Regions from separate parts of the Homo sapiens genome. Here region 1 is linked to region 2. A link is a loop called in an ENCODE intact Hi-C map of the cell type or tissue named here. Cell type or tissue: thyroid gland. All regions are shown on one strand. Each heading gives the region's core, and the rest is flanking DNA. Links, peaks and the distances in the headings are about the cores only. Region 1 holds the start of C1QL1 (complement C1q like 1). Region 2 overlaps DCAKD (dephospho-CoA kinase domain containing).

Region 1 (5,357 bases), core at 311-5,310, 54 kb before region 2:
GTGTTTCGCTGTGTTGGCCAGGATGATCTCAAACCCCTGACCTCAGTTGATCCATCTGCCTCAGCCTCCCAAAGTGCTGGGATTACAGACGTGAGCCACCAGGCCCAGCCTCTCCTGTTTTTCTTTTGAGGGGGCTGGTCTGAATAACTATTAAAGTGCTGGGCCTTTGAAACCCCTAGTTAAAGCCACCTCCTTTTTTCCTACTAGCCTGTGGTCCCATCTCCAGTGAGCACCCCTTCATCAGACTCTGTCAACACCCTGCCCCTGCTGGAGGGAAAAGGAGCTTTTGAGATGGTTTTACCTCCCAGTGACTGAAGCAAGTTCCCCATTCTAAGCACATAGCATCTCCGGGGCCTCTTGTTGCCTCATCTCTGGGGACCTGCTGGGACTTCCTGAGGTGGTGCAGGGTCTAGGGCCAACCTGTGGCCCAATGACTGCCTCCCTATCCAGGCAAGCTGCCAATCCCCTGAAACCTCAGCTCTGTGTCAGCCCAAACTTCTTTGGGAAAGGAAGACATTCCATTGATGAAGGTGACATTGCTGCATCCCTTATTGGTGATTAATAGGGGGAATCATGGGGCTGTCTGCAGAATGAGCCTTTGCTGGATACTGGGGCCTCCCATTTGGTCAGGAACCAAGGACAAAGAGGAGAGACACGGGGATGTCTGATAGACACACGTGGGAAAGAGAGACATACAAGGAATAGAGAAGAGTGGGGTTAGATCCGGGGAGGAGAGGCCAGAAACCCAGGGAGAGATGGAAAAGGCAGACACAGGAGAGAGATGGACAAGAAACAGCAAAATAGAAGAAAGAGGCAGGGGAGAGGCAGAAACCAGAGAAAAGGTGTTGGCGGGGCAGCAGCCAGGCAGAGGAAAGAGAAGAAGGGCTGACTTATAAGCACCTGGCAGGCTATCTGCTCACTTTCCCTGCCTGCCCCTGTCTCTGCCCCTAAGACTTGCAGACCCGCAGGCTGGCAGAGCCTCAGGGCAGTGCTGCTGTGGGAAGGGTTCCAACAAGGTCTTGTATCTTAATCGTGAGAGATTCCTTCTCAACTTCCACTAGCTCAGCTTTAGTTCTGACCAGTGGTCCCCTTCTTCGAAGAGAATGCTCAGCCTGACCACACCCCCAGGTCACAGGCCACCACGAGTGAGAGCACTGGGAAGGGAGGTGGTATCAAGAGAGCTGGCTAAAATTGTCACCCCAGGGCGGGGCTGGGTGGAGGCTGGTCCTGGGGTCGGCCATTCCAAGGAGAGCTACACGCACATGCGAGTCCCGGTACCAGAGTCCCCGACACACTCAGTGCTTTCCAGCTGCAGCGTCTGAGATGGGGACGGAGAATGGAGAGGACCCCACACACTCCAGAGTCAGGAGGGGCTGGAGCTGGGAGACCAAGAGGAGGGGGAGTTTCCATCTCTTCCACCACCCCCCACCCCCCACCCCCTCCCCGCCTCAGGAGGAAAAACTCCCCCGCCCCCCAGACTGCCTTCTTTTTGGGGAAGCTCTGCTACAGTGGGAAACAGCTCCCCAACTCCCGGATTTTGCAAAGGGTGTCAGATTCGCCCAATGGTCCCTTCTCCAGGGCAGGGGAGGCACTGCAGCCAGGGCTGTAAGCACCGGGCTCCCTTTGCCTTTGTGCCCCAAACATTTCCTGCAGCCAGCCTTCTCCGCTCGCGCCCATGGCCACGCGCCTAGGCGCCCGCGGGCGCGGATGCTGCTTCTCCCTGTTCCATACGCCAGAGCCCATCCTTGCCCTCCCCTTATCGCCCACTGCTGTCGGCCCGAATCCACTTCCCAAGGGGCAAGCCCCCAAGGGCAAGTCCGTGCACCTGGGAGCCCTGCGCTCTGACTAGTTGGGTTCATTTCCCGCATTTCCAGTAGCGTTCCAGACGGTGCCCAGCAGCGTCTGTCTTGGAGCGGGAACCCAGGAACTGAGGATCGGCGATGTCCGCTGGCTCCGACCATCCCCACACGTGATGACCAAGCGGGGCCGCTGTGGGGTGGGATCTCCACCTGCGTCCGCCTGGCGCCCCCGCCAACTCCGATCAGGTACCCATTTGCCCCGGGCTCCCTGGGTGCCCTGGGCCCAGCCCAGCCCCATGCCCCCGCCTGGCCCACCTGGCCATTCTTGCAGAGGTCTGCCCACATACTGGTGCCGTCGCCGCCGCGCATGAGGACATGGTAGGTGAAAAAGTAGGTGCCGGGAATGTTGCACGTAAACTTGCCGCTGGCCGCGTCGTAGTTGTTGCCTAGGTTGGTGACCACGTCGTCAAACTTGAGTACCTCGTAACCCTCGTGGGGGTTCTTGAGGCCGGCGTAGAAGGCCACGCGCGGCACCGTGGTGTAGGTGGCAGTGCTGATGGCGCCGCTGCCCCCCGCGCCCGGCAGCCCCGGAGGGCCCGGCTTGCCTGGCTCACCCTTCTCCCCCGGCGGCCCCACAGGGCCGGGAGGACCTGGGTCCCCGGGAGGCCCCGGAGGGCCGGGCTTGCCGGTGCGGCCCGGCTTCCCCTGGGGGCCCTGCACCAGCGTGGAAGGCGGGGGCGCGCCGCTCTGCTCGCTCAGGGCGTCGCCGCCGTCGGTCCGCGCGCCGGCGCCGGGGCCCCGCGCGGGGTAGGGGTCGCACACCATGCGGCAGGTGCCCAGCATCTCATAGTGGCCTTCCGGGCCGCCCGAGCTCACCAGCACGGGGATGAGCACCACCAGCACCAGCAGCATCACCACACCCGCGGCGGCCGCTAGCAGCGTCTTTCGGCCCGCGCGGAGCCTGGGGAGCGCCGGGCCGCCCGGCCGCGCCGTCGGGGCAATGGTGCCGGCGGGCAGGGGGCGCGGGCTAGGCGCCCGCGCTCAAGGACGGTCCGGCGGGGCTGCGGGCATGGGGCCGGGCCCGGGGCGCCGCGCTGCGCTGGCTGCGCTGCGGAGCCCAGCCGCCGGCTCCTGCCTCGCGCCTCCCTCCTGCTGCGCTGCCGGACTGAGCGCCGCGGCCGCCGCCTCCCGCCTCCCGCCTCCCGCCTGCAGCCTCCCGCCTGACTCCTCCCGCCTCCTTGAGCCGGGCCACCGCCCCCTCGGCCGGGCCCCGCCCCGCCAGCTCCGCGCGGCTCTGGGCTCTCTAGGGGTGGGGCTGCGGGCGGGGCCGGCGCCTAATTGGGCCGCGGGCGCCTCGAGGTGGGCGGGGCATAAGGGGGCGGGGCCGCGGAGACCCCGGGCGGGAGCAGGGAGAGGAAAGAAGAGACTGAGTACGCGGAGACCGAGATTCGGAAATGGGGTGGGGGCCGGGGTCCGAGAGACCCGAGAGGCGCTCCAAGGGAAGGGGAGAGTAGGGACCAAAATGCGAAAGGGAGAGAGGGCCACAGGGAGAGCTAGAGAGCTCCGAGGGGATCGGGAGAGGAGAGGCTTCGAGGGTCGGTCACCAGGAAAACAGAGGGACTGGGGTCGCGACGGGCCAAGACCCGCAGGGGGCGGAAGCGAGGGGATAGCGCCCAGGTCTGCAGGGGACAAAGAGCGATTGAGGGGAGGACGGAGCGGGGAGCTGGAAGGTAGGATGAGAAAGGGGGTTATGAAGCGAAGAAGAGGATACGGAGGGGACCATTTGGCACTCAGGCCTCGCAGACCACCCGTCTGGGAGATCCAGATATCGGATGAATGCCTGTCCGGGGGCCCAGCGGAGCCAGACGGCAGCCGCCTCCTCCTTTCTGGATCTGACTGTTCCGGGACCCGTCTCCCCCGAGGTGGGGCAGGAGCTTCCAACCCCTCCTCGCCTCTGCCCCTTCCTCACCGAACTGTGGCCAGGCTGCTTTTTCCTGGGCCCTTTTCTTCCATCTCCCTCTGCTCAATCCCTTTACTTCTGCCTCTAGACCAGGGAGAAAAGGGGATCCTAAAAAGGTGGGCACCCCCACGTTATTTCTCCATGCTGACAGATGCAAATACGTCCCTGAGGGGTAACCCCCTTTTCCAGCCTCCAGGATGAGGGGTGGATCTCATCCAGCCCCTCAGCTCCTCCTCCCTCACTCCCCAGCCTCCTCCGCCGCCCCCTAACTCTTCTCCCCATCAGGCTGTGGGAGGCTCTCCTCTTCCTCAAGTGCAGCAAAGTGTTTAGGTTGCATAAACCGAAACGTGTCTGCTTCCATCAAAATATTTGTCACATTATCTGAGGCCCAGGTCGGGCTGCTCCACCGCTCCTCCTTCGCCCTCCTTTATCCGGCCCACCGGGGAGGATTCAGCCATTCGGAGGCGACTGGCCGGCTGCTAAAGAATGACATCCCAGCCTCTCCTCTCCCGAGAGCTACCCCCCGCCGGCTCACACTCTCCCTGTTGACCCTTCACCATGGGCAAAATGATTCCCTGGCCTTCCCTACCCAAGGTTGAGGTCGCTCACCTCATCCAGGGCTGGGAGTAGAAGGACACAGGGACATCCAACGAGGGGGCTGTGAAAGAGGACCCTCCAAGCACTAATGGCTGAGGCCAGGTTGGAGTGACCCCACCACCACCAAGGAGGGAGCTAAAAAATTTTCAATAAGTAGCATTTATTCAGGGTTTACTCTGTGCTAGGCCCTGTGTTGAATGTTTTACATACATGATCACCCTTGATCTTCACATCAGTCCAAAGAAGTAAAATCCAAGATTATTTTAATTTTACAGATGGAGAACTGAGGCTCTGGGAAGTTAAGAGATTTGCTTAAAGTCACACAACTAATAAGTGGGAGAGCCGGGACTCAAACTCGTAGCCTGGCTCCAGGCTCTTCCAACCTCAGCGCGATAGAGTCTCTAGGTACCGTTTACTGCCCAAAGCCCAGGGGTAGGGGGCTCAGGGCAGCCAGACCTCCCTAGGCTCAGGAAGAGTAGTCTTCAGCGCTCGGCTGTCAGGCAATCCGGTCCCCGGTTCCCCACGGCGGTCTCCTCGGTGTGCCCCACCAAGAGCGACAGGGCTGGTGACCCGAGGGGCGCGTGCGCGGTCGTCAGCCTGGGATTTGCACGGACCCCCTTCTCCCTAGTACGCTCGCTCGGGGGCCCCTCCTCTGCTACGCCGCTGGGGCTCGCCCGCCACCCACAGCCCTCGCAGAGCCCTCCGGGCACACCGCGGCTGGCCGCCCGGGGCCAAGGATGGGGCGGGAGCGCCCACCCACCCCCGCGCCGGCCGGGGCATCCAAGAGGCGCGCTCGCAGCCACACGGCGCCCCGCCTCCCGCTCCGAAAAAGCTCCTGCTCCCCTGGCGCGGTGTGGCGTCTCCGTCAGCCCAGCCGGATTCTCCCCGCTTCGCTGGAGTGGAAAATAACGGCTTCAAACTTTGCAGAGAGGAGCTGGTGCCAGCACTTTAATTAACAGCCATCTTGGCCTGTGAGCTGGGGCCACCGGCTTGGCGCCTCC
Region 2 (5,354 bases), core at 355-5,354:
GGAAGGAGACGTCGCGGGGCGCTGACCCTGTTCTCCCTATGCACCTCTCCAAACAAACTTTGAAGATGACCTTGTTGTTCGGTGCAATCACTCAGGTCTTTCCTGAGCGCCACTGGGTGCTGGGTGCACTGGGCTCCAAAGCCAGTCTCCTCTTCCATGTCTGTCCACCCCTTTACTCTTGGGTTGGCAAAAGAGCTGCCAGTGAATCCATCCCAGGACCCAACCTTGGAGGGGTCTGAAGGGGAGGGCTTGGAATTGGGAGAAGAGTAGTGAGATCCTGGGGGTTTGGAGAGGGGTCCTGGGAGGTGGCCACAGCTTGGAGCAGAGGAGGAGATCATTGGGTCACAGTTGCCTTTTTTGGGGTTCAAGACAAACAGCAACAATAGTCATTCACTGGGTGAAGTTAGCCCACAGGGAAGTTTCTCTTCCTCAAGAATCTTCCAGTCCTTTGAGGGTAGAGGGGAAGGGCTGGGAAGAAGAGCTCACCACTGTGCGACAGGCAGAGCATCTCTGGTCAGCCGGGTAGGGCAGCCTGGGGCACAGGAACAGTTCTGGGAGAGATGTGATGGGAGGAGGTGGGGCTGGCAAAGAGGCATCCAGGTCGGCATAGAAGGCAGAGGTAGATTCAGATCCAAGGAAAGAGGAGGGGAGCTGGGGTCCTTTCATCTGAGTGAAATTTTCTTGAGGGCCAGAGGCAGGAGCTGAGGCAGAGGAGCTAGGAAGGTGAGGGAGGGGGCCCTTGGCCTTTCCCACATTTCTGTGCCCCACCTTCCAGGGTGGAAGACTTACTCCTTCACCAGATGAGGCTGCTGCTAGTTCACTCAGCTGTGGGCTGTGGCCCCTTTCCTTCCCGCTCCCTGTCGACCCCTTCCCCTGTCCTCCTAGGTACCCCGTGGCCCACAGCGGGCTGTTAGAGCACAGGTCTTGCTTGTGTGGACCCTAGCCTCCAGGCCCTCAGATGCCCACTCCTTGGTGCATAGGGCTCTGGGAGAGGGTGGTCCTGCTATCTCGGCTTCTATCCCTTTTGACACTAAGATGCCTCGCTTGCCGGACCCTCAACCACACTCAACTCCCAGCTCTGTCTCTCTTAGTGGCTTGGGGCACCAATCTCCCCATCACACAGAAGTTGGATCCAGAGCTCCGCATGAGGCTGAGGATGAGCCTAGGGCTGGCCTGCCCCTAGGAGCCTCCCCCACCCCCCACCCCTCAGGGGTGGGGGGCTGCAGCACTCCCAGCCTTCTGCCTGAAGCCCGTTCCCAGCCTGTAAGCTGGGCGCCTGCTCCCTTGAATTCCCTCCCTCCCTCTCCCTTCCTGAGCGCTGAGCTGTGGAGCAGAATGATTTCCTGTAATTGGCCAGCAATCCGGCCGCCCGACTTGTTCTATCGACATGCTGGTTAGCTGGAAATTGTATTGGAATCTAAGTGACTGGGAGCGGAGGGGAAGGTGGGGAGCAAAGAGAGGCGGTTTGGGTCCCAGCTGGGTGCAGCCTCAGCTCTGCAGGTGGGATGAGGAACCACCAGCCACGTCTCTCCTGGAAGGAGCAGGAAAGCAACCTATAGCACCACATCACCTCCTTCCTTTTGCTCCTTCTCTCCCACCATGTCCGGGGGTCTCCCTGCCCACTCCTATATGACCCCATGGCCTGAAGTCATCACTGCCATCGCATTCCCCCTCCTGCTCTGAGACTGTTTCCTTCTGACCTAAAGTGCCTTGGTGAGAACTAGGGGCGCTCAGCAGCGCGCCTATCCTGCTCCCATTCAATTTCTAGCCATGGAGGCTCATCATGGAAGGTCCTAAACCTTTCCCTGCCTCTGCCCTGCCCCCCATGAGGAGAGAGAGAGAATGAACATTTGAAGAAGAGTTGTCAATTACTAAAGAGCCAAAGTGTATAATGGGGGCAGTGCAGATAGCCGGAGGAGCACTGTACTGGGAGTCAAGAAGCTTGGTGGTTATACCTGTTGGCTACTTAGGCCCCTTGGCTCAACCTCTGAGCCTCTGTAAAATTCTGGACCTGTCTGCCTCACACAGCTGGGAGATTTCAAGGGGATAACTGGAACGTGCTTTGTAAACTGTGAAACTGCGAATGACCTTCGGGCCAGTCGGGCCTGGGGGTGGGGGTGTTTTAGAGGCCTGCCTGCGCCCTTCGTCCCCCGCCCAGAAGGCGTGTGCGTCTTCACCCTCGCTGGTGTCTTATTGCTCCGCTCCGGGTGCTAAGGCCCAAAGTGAGGGAACGGAACGCGGAGGCTGCAGGGTCCCGTCGCCGTCGCGGTGGGTGGGCAGGGGACACGCCCTTTGGCACCCAGGGCCCGCAGCCCAGGCTCAGAGGACGTGGGCGAACAACGCACCTTTTGAGTTAGCGCTCAGGGTCAGGCAGAGCCTCCGCGCCCACCTGGCCCGTGCTCCCGCGGCAGCTGCTCGGCAGGAGTCTGAGGCCGCCCGCGGCCTGGGAGGAGGAAGATTAGGCCGCTCGGCGAGCGCCCGCCGCGGAGGCCCGGCCCAGCCCGGGAGGGTGCTGCCACCTGCCGGCCGAACGGCAGGCCGCCGGCTCGGGCGCGGGCCTGGGTCCCGGAGGCCCGACCTCTGCAGTTGCTGAGCGGCCTCAACTTCAAGTCCCCTTCGGAGAAAGTAGTCCTTCTTTTAAGGCCGCCTTGGACCCCCAAGGCCGGGAAGGGGATCCTGGGGCAGGGAGGCAAGAGGAGCTGGAGAGGGAGCTCTGGCGAGGCCCGGGCAGGGCAGGGCTGAATTCGAGGTTTCTCCACACCTGCCATGCTCTGACATTCCTGCTTCAAACCCAGCTCACTGGGTCAGGGAAGGTTAATTCTCTGGAACTTTACAGTTTGCTAAGGGTTTTCAGTGTCCTCCACTATGAAGCCTAACGATGTATGAGTAGAAACTAAAGGCAGGAGGTCACATGGCAAGCGGAGCCGGAATGCGAGCCCAAGGCCCAACCCCAGGCTCCAGCTCCTCCTGACAAGAGGCTCAGGGCACAGGAGAGAGTTCAGAAGCCTGGCTCTGCAACCTGGACCAAATCCATCTTTCTGAGCCTGGGATGGAAATAATCAGTGTTATGTTAACTATAGGGTCTTACACATCCAGCAGTGCCTGGCATGCTGCCGATACTAGGAAGTGCCATTTCCTCAATTATTGGGGTGATAGGGCACTGTGGGGGTCCATACCTTCCCTCTCCTTTCTCCGTCCTGGCGGATCGCACCAAACCGAGGAAGTGGCAGGCTCCTGCCACCCTCATCCTGCCTGGCCACCCACCTGGCAGCCCACCACTGCCTTACCCGGCCCTTCTTTGCCCCTTAGGGGTTTGCAGCAAGTTAATGAGCTAGACTCAGCACAAGCGGCTCTGGGAAAGGGGGCACTAAGTATGGCCACCACAGCATTTGCATCCGTCACACTCATTTCTAGCCTTAATAGGCTTCTGGCTGCAGGATCAACACATCAGCAAGTCTGCAGGCCCTGGCAGGGAAGGCTTATGTCTGCGCTGGTCTAATTGGGTTGGGGAAGGCAGATGGGGAGGCGGGGCAAGAAGGTGTGACGCTGCCTCAGCCCTCTACCCACCTCCCACAAAGGTGCCTCGGGCCTGGCTGCAGTCCTCCTGGGACCCAGGGAGAAGCCTGATGGCAAGTGCACCTTCTGGGGCCCTCACCTCCCCCTGAGCTCCGGGAGGACTCCAGCCCAGTGTGGGAAGAAGCCAAGTCTGGGAATCTTGGTTGGTCTGGGGCATTTCAGATCAACACACTTTATTAAACACCAACAGCGGGCCAGGCTCTGCACTAAGAACACAGAGATGAATAAGACACTGTCCCTGTCCCTAGAGGGCTTACAGTCTAGTAGGAAAAACCAGGCAAGTTTCGGCTAATTACTGTACTGTTGGATTAAGGTAAAATGTTGAGGGGGAGTTGGTATCCTAGACCACCTAACCCAGCCTGGGGCTTTAGACAGTGCCTGAACTGAGAGCTAGTTGTAGGTTAAAAAAAAAAAAAAAAAAAAAAAGGAAGAAGAAATAAAAGAAAATAAAAGGTATCCCAGGCCAGGAGCAGCAGGTTGAAGGCACAGAGGCAAGAAACAGCAAGGATGGTGTACACGGAATACCAAGAGGTCCAGGCGAGAAGCAGGGGTGGCAGGCAATAAGCAGGATGTGGGAGCACTACACAAACCCTACGTGGGGAGAGGGGTCTCCCAGAAGAGGCTGGTCCTGCCTGGCTACAGCGTTACCCACGAGAGAATCCTTGCTGCTTGCTGGCAGCAAGCCATACTGGGGGGCCTGGGCCTTCAGTATAAAAAATATCTCAACCTAGGGGAGGGCCTTGTTGACTGTTTGAACATGGAAACCCTTGGTCCAACATGATTTCCCGTGGTCCACTGAGGAGGTTTAGGCCACAATGGGGTAGGTGCTTAGAGAGGATTCAAGCCCAGTGAACCCTTGGCCTCCCAGCTCTGAGGAGGGCCACAGAGCCAGTATTCCCTACCCCCACCCACAGAAATGTATAGCAGTCTCTGACTGTTGCTTTCACACACCATCACGGTTGCTGTTCTGTAGGTGCTGCTCAGGGAAGGTGGGAAGGACAGCAGGCTATTTCTTGATCTCAAATAGGATACACTCCAAAGACGGGATGGCCTGGCACAGAGGCCCAGCCCTGATTCGGAGAGTCCGTGTGTGTGTGTGTGTGTGTGTGTGTGTGTGTGTGTGTGTGTGTGTGTGTGTGGGGAGGGGGCTGAGAGGAAACAGGATGTGTTACCTGGCTTCAGCCTCCAAGGAGATAGATGGAGGCCTGGGGCTCCCTGCCTTGAGTGCCCCACTAGGCGTAAGGCAGAAGGTAGTGGGTGAGCAGGTAGAGGAGGCTGGCAATGGCAGCGAGCCCTGTGAGGACCCCAAACCTCAGCGGCAGGTACTCCAGGGAGCGCTCCAGCTCAGTGTGCAAGAGGATGACCTGGCGTTTGGTGACACTCCACTCGCCCGAGTTGTCTAGGACATGGCGGGCCATGCGGGCCTTGTCTGTCAGGGGCAGCTGGGCATTGATGCGGGCCTCTGCGTCCTTGCGGTTCAGGCTGTTCCGCCGCATCAGCCGTGCCAGCTGTGTGTCCCGGTCGCTAAGGATAGGGCAAAAGGGCACTGTAGGTCCTGCCTCCCTCTCACCCCAAGTTACAGGGATAGGCAGCCCTGCCAGGCCCAGCCTGAAACAGAGAGCATGGGGACTGGATCTTCCCTCCAACCCTACCCTGCTCTGGGCTACTTAGGGTCCCACAGCCAGGGAGGGAGGCTTGGAAGCTCACTGGCTGCCTCACACCCCACTCCACTCACTGTGAGGAACCCAGAGCTCTATGGGCTACGGAAGCCCCTTAAT

The links. Peaks named below come from ENCODE experiments on the same cell type or tissue, not always from the same donor. Only the 100,000 strongest peaks of a DNase experiment are listed, where the experiment ranks them.
Region 1: it touches region 2 in a loop (2.2-fold over the local background); 22 of 110 quality-filtered maps call a loop at or near these places.

What each region holds. Positions count from the first base shown.
Region 1 is chr17:44,965,338-44,970,694 of GRCh38, forward strand. It overlaps C1QL1 (complement C1q like 1), which reads right to left and starts at 2,966. Exons shown (of 2, transcript NM_006688.5): 1 at 2,115-2,966. The coding sequence starts at 2,711. It also overlaps the pseudogene LOC112268183. RefSeq lists silencers at 2,897-3,256, 5,093-5,162. In thyroid gland, for the core only: a CTCF peak has its summit at 3,368; DNase peaks (open chromatin) are centred at 2,197, 3,114 and 5,234; H3K4me3 peaks cover 1,756 bases; H3K27me3 peaks cover 957 bases.
Region 2 is chr17:45,019,625-45,024,978 of GRCh38, forward strand. It overlaps DCAKD (dephospho-CoA kinase domain containing), which reads right to left. Exons shown (of 5, transcript NM_001288655.2): 5 at 3,720-5,100. The coding sequence ends at 4,809. Among named protein-coding and RNA genes, the nearest start is that of DCAKD, 29 kb to the right of the region's middle. RefSeq lists a silencer at 2,408-2,757. In thyroid gland, for the core only: a CTCF peak has its summit at 2,526 (motif pointing left); DNase peaks (open chromatin) are centred at 1,337, 2,141 and 2,425; H3K4me3 peaks cover 601 bases; H3K27ac peaks cover 1,135 bases.